2 separate regions of the Homo sapiens genome follow, and region 2 is linked to region 1. A link is an interaction called in ENCODE POLR2A ChIA-PET data of the cell type or tissue named here. Cell type or tissue: GM12878. All regions are shown on one strand.

Region 1 (2,500 bases):
TCCTAAGTTTTTGGCCTAAGCAGCTAGGGCAGATAATTATGGGAAGCTAGGGGACAGGGCGGGGAGGACTGGAAAAGAAGTGGCTTTTGGAGCATGGGAAGGGTGGATATGAAAGGTTTTCCTTTGGGCTGTGTTAAGTTTCAGATGTTTGTTAGACTTTGAGGTATAAACATGTAGACCATTGAAGATGTGAGTCTGGAGTTCCGGTATAGATTAGGTCTCAATATTCTATTTGGGGGTCACACATTTTATCTTTAAAGAATTCCATGTATTTTCAGAATAAGAAGTTAGTTTGATAGAATAAAGAACCTGTGGTAATTTGATTCGAATGATGAAAAAAATTTAAATCAAACTTTCTTTTCCCCTGAAAGCATTGTGAAAAAACGGTAAAAGGTAGATCATTTTTCAATCAGCATCAGTGTGACCTGTCTGTGTCTGACCTAACTCTCAGCTAATATAGCCAGTTGAGCAGTGGAAGATGAAGAATTTGATTTGCATATCTTAAAGCCGTTGAGAAAAGGAACTAGACATTTTAGTTTTTTTTTTCCCCTGAGGAACTATATGCATATATTTTGAGCCTTACATTTTTTTCTTAGAGGGAAACTAGTCAGGAGTGGGAGGCCTCTGAACAAGCTGCATTCTGTGTAGCCGCCAGCTTTTCTTTCTCTTTCTCCAGGAGAACACTGGCCCTCAGCCCCTCTTTCTGCTTCCCCTTGTTCAGACCATTGGGGGCGACTGGCTTTCCTGTCTGACTCCTCCTGTTTTGGTAATGAAGATAGGGAGGCTGAAGGATTGATATTATTTGGCTCCCTATTTAAAAGGTAGTTATGTAAAATTAAATAAAATTTGGCCAATACCACTTATAACTTTAAGTTGTTGTGGAAATTGATTATTATTCAGAAAAGAGAATTTTAAGTTAATAATATTGGAAGAATTTATGGTTTTTTCTCTTCCCTTCCCTCCCCCCTAGTTCTTTATTTATTTTTAGAGCTTTCTGTACTAGTACATCCTCCCTTTTCTGGGGAGTTGATTTGGGAAATTAGATTTGCAAGAGAATGTATGCTTTTAGAGGATGATGAAAGCCACTTGCGCTCCCACTTAAGGAACACCCTTTTAAGCTCCCTGCATGCCCTTTCTAGACCCCATCCCAGAGAGGAATGACTTCTGGAATATTGTGTTAATCATTTCCTTGCTTTCTTCGTAGTGTTAACCACAAACGTATGTATGTATGTGGTAATAAACATGAAATTTGCCATCGTAACCATCTTTAAGTGCACACAGCTCAGTAGTGATAAGTATATTCACAGTGTTGAGCAGTAGATCCCCAGAACTTTTTCATTTTGCAGAACTGAAGCTGCATATTCATTAAGCAACTCCCTATTTTCCCCTCACCCCAACCCCTGGCCTTTTGTTTCTGTGAAGTTGACTGTTCTAGATACTTCGTGTAAGTGGAAACCTATAGTGTTTGTCTTTTTGTGACTGGTTTAATTTCACTTAGCATATGTTTTCAAGGTTCATTTATGTTTTCACATGTGAGGTATGTTATGGGACCTCATAAAAGTCAGAATTTCTTTCCTTGTAAAAGCTAAATAATATTCTATTCATAGTTCTTAATTTCCATGTGATTGAAATTGTAACATTTTATTCATGATTTGTGATATTTTTGTACCTAGTTTAGGAAAGTCTTCTGTATGCTGAGATTGATTGTAAAGATATCTTCCTATATTATCTTTTTCAGAAATAATTTTTCTTTATTTTAAAACAATATTAAATTCACAGAAAAGTTCCAAGTACAATTTAGAGAATGTTTTCCTGAACCATTTGAGAGTAAGTTGCTGACTCACTGCTCCATCACTTCTGGATACTTTTGTGATATTTCCTACAAAAAAGGACATTCTTCTGTGTAATCTCAAAATGACCATCAAAATTAGGAAAGTAGTAAATTTCTATCATCCAATCTTCAGACTTAAAGTTTTACCAGTTATCACATCAAGTCCTTTTTAGCAACAGGGTCCAGTTTGGAATCATAGGTTGCATTTAGTTCGCATGTCTCTTTAGTCTCCTTAAGTCTGGAACACTCCCTTTATTGAATTGAGAAATATTCCTTCCTCTTCTGTTTTCTGGAAGGGACTGTGTAAAACTGGTATTAATTCTTTTTTAAACATTTGATAGAATTCTCCAGTAAAACCATCTGGGCCTAGAGATGTTTTTTTCTAGATTTTAAATTCCAAAGTGTTTCGTTAACAGTTACAGGGCTGTTTAAATTATCTGTTTCATATTGGGTGAGTTATAGTAGTTCGAGTATGGAATTGGTGCATTTCACCTAAGAAATTTCCATTTTAGCTAATCTGTGTGCAGTTTTATTCTTCCTTACTTTAGATATATTTGTAATGAAAATACAATATGTATTTGTGAAAATATGTATTTTACATCTGTATCATATGATTTCATATCTGTATCATATAATTTGGATCAAGCTCTAGATGCAGCCAGGACCTCA
Region 2 (2,500 bases), 140 kb after region 1:
AGACCTGTGTACCATCTTGACCTCATCAACCCTGTGTGCCCACCCCCCAGATAACCGACTCCATCTCATTGCCCTCCCTCCCAATTGTTCATCTAGTTTATAGGAACAGCCTCCTAACCGGACTTCCATTCTCCAGTCATGCCTTCCTTCAGTCCATTCTCTACAATACAGAATGGGGTCATCTTTCTAAAGATATTTTTTTAATTTTGCTTCAAAAGTGAAACTGGGCTGGACGCAGTGGCTCACACTTGTAATCCCAGCACTTTGGGAGGCCTAGGTAGGAGGATCACTTGAACCCAGGAGTTCGAGACCAGCCTGGGCACATAGTGAGACCTTGTCTCTACAAAAAATAAATTAGCCAGGCCTGGTAGTGTGTGCCTGTGGTCCCAGCTACTCAGGAGTGTGAGCAGGGAGGATCGCCTGAGCCCAGGAGGTTGAGCTGTGTTCTCGCCACTGCACTCTAGCCTGGGCAACATAGCGAGACCCTGTCTCAAAAAAGAAAAAAAAAAGGTGAAACTTCCTCTGAAATGCTTGTGATAAATGCAAACTTTTAATGTGACATAAAAGACTTTTGTGGTCTGGCAGCTGCTTGCCTTTGCTTCGTCATGTTTCCCTCTGATTTGCTGCCCTGCCAGTACACACATGCTCACTCTCATCCTCCAGCCATGCGGAGTAGCTGGACCTGCCCCACTGTCTGACTTGCTCCTGCCTCCTAGCCTGTGTGTCTGCTGCTCCATTTACCCAAAATTCCCCTCCTCCCCACATCCACCCCACCCCTCCTCCCTGGCTGGCTCCAGCTTCATCACCAGGATTCAGGTTCCTTGTCACTAATCAGGAAACGTTCGATGAACTGGTACTATGCTCCAAGCACTATGATGCATGTTAAGCATTCAAAGAGAAGGTGTTTTTCTCCAGGCAGCTTTTCCTGTGTCTTCCAGACACAAGTTCTCTGCTCAGTATTCTCATGTGTGGCTTACACTAACCACATGGTGTTGTCATTGTTAATATATATGTTTGTAGAAAGTCAAAAAGTACTTCACAACCAAAGAAGGAGATAGAGTACTCAATATAGAACAGTCTACAAACTCATGAATTATCTAACGTTTACTTCAGCTTAATTCACTCAGCTATGGGACTTCTGTTGCCAAGGGCCTTCATTACTAGCCACTAGTTATAGCTGATGTGCAGATACAGTTCCCAAAGTCTCTACACTGATTCATGGTAGCCGGCCACATTTTGTCAACATGTTTAGGACCTTGAGGCTATGTTGAAAGCATGAGAAACACTTAAAACACATACATTGGAATTGGGTGTAAGCAGAATCACTTAGAAAATCAGTCATTGTTAAACAGTTGCTAAACTGAAATAACCTATACTTCTTAAATACATTTCATATTCACACAAACCACAGAATTTTGTGAAATTTGATGAATTTTAGAAAATTTGCAGTAAGGCAAAAAAAAAAAAAGCTTAATACTAAGACTGAAAGTGTCCTGTGGACAAGATTAAATATTTTTCACCTAAACCCTCAGATTAGGAATTAATCGGTTCACCACACACACGAATTGGTGACTCCCTCCCTGATGTTTATATTAGGCATGACCTGGGCAGTAAAACACATTCAAGCAGTTTATGGGTCCACATTCCTTAGGGGATAAAATGTCAGGAGCACATGATTGTTGGTGCAGCGTTTCCTAGTTCTTCACTGATCCGTTGTCCTAACACTGATAAACAACTTTAACATTTTGGTAGATTTCTTTCTAATCATTTTTCTATCGATAGAAAAAAAAGATGGAGATATATTTTACAAAGTAAGTTTGTGAACTTCATTTTGGATTGAACATATTTTCGATTCCTCTCTTTTCCTGTTACACTTAACATTTTTTGTTTTGTTTTGTTTATGAAACAGGGTCTCACTCTATCACCCAGGCTGGAGTGCAGTGGGCAAGAACACGACTCATTGTGGCCACGACCTCTCGTGCTCAAGCAATCCTCCCACCCCAGCCTCCCAGGTAGCTGTGACTACACGTGTGCACCACTACACCCAGCTAATTTTTTAATTTTTTGTAGAGACGGGGCCTTGCCATGTTGCCCAGGCTGGACCTAAGTTTAATTAAAAGGACGACAGCAAGACAAAAGCAAAATGATAGATGTAGTTAATATGCAGATTAAATAAGCCGCATGTGCACGAACCCTACTGCAACCCATCAAGACAGAAAATGAGCTGTCAAGTTACATTTGTAGACTGAAGCGGTAAGCAAATTCCAGACACGGGGGCCATGATATGTACTTCTCTTCCTTGACCCTGGTGCACGGTAGTTTCCCGAAAAATTTTTTCCAGGGGGACAGGAGGAACATAAACAGAAAAAAATTAAAACTTTGTCCAGAATAATAGAAAAGTAGACAGTGGAATAATTCAGGATATACCCAATATAAGGAAACAGCCTGTCTGACTTATCATCTGACTTTCTGAGTCAAGTTTGCTCACAGAAAAACTGAC

The links. ChIA-PET counts read pairs that join two places held together with the same protein. Peaks named below come from ENCODE experiments on the same cell type or tissue, not always from the same donor. Only the 100,000 strongest peaks of a DNase experiment are listed, where the experiment ranks them.
Region 2: POLR2A ChIA-PET joins it to region 1 with 6 read pairs; 2 of 35 experiments call an interaction of 5 or more read pairs at or near these places.

The regions. Positions count from the first base shown.
Region 1 is chr2:8,983,131-8,985,630 of GRCh38, reverse strand. The region is part of intron 1 of MBOAT2 (membrane bound glycerophospholipid O-acyltransferase 2); the gene reads left to right. Among named protein-coding and RNA genes, the nearest start is that of MBOAT2, 19 kb to the left of the region's middle. In GM12878, no CTCF peak of the experiment used is centred here; DNase peaks (open chromatin) are centred at 552 and 1,370; H3K4me3 peaks cover 1,322 bases; H3K27ac peaks cover 1,407 bases.
Region 2 is chr2:8,847,657-8,850,156 of GRCh38, reverse strand. No RefSeq gene overlaps it. Among named protein-coding and RNA genes, the nearest start is that of KIDINS220, 11 kb to the right of the region's middle. In GM12878, no CTCF peak of the experiment used is centred here; no DNase peak of the experiment used is centred here.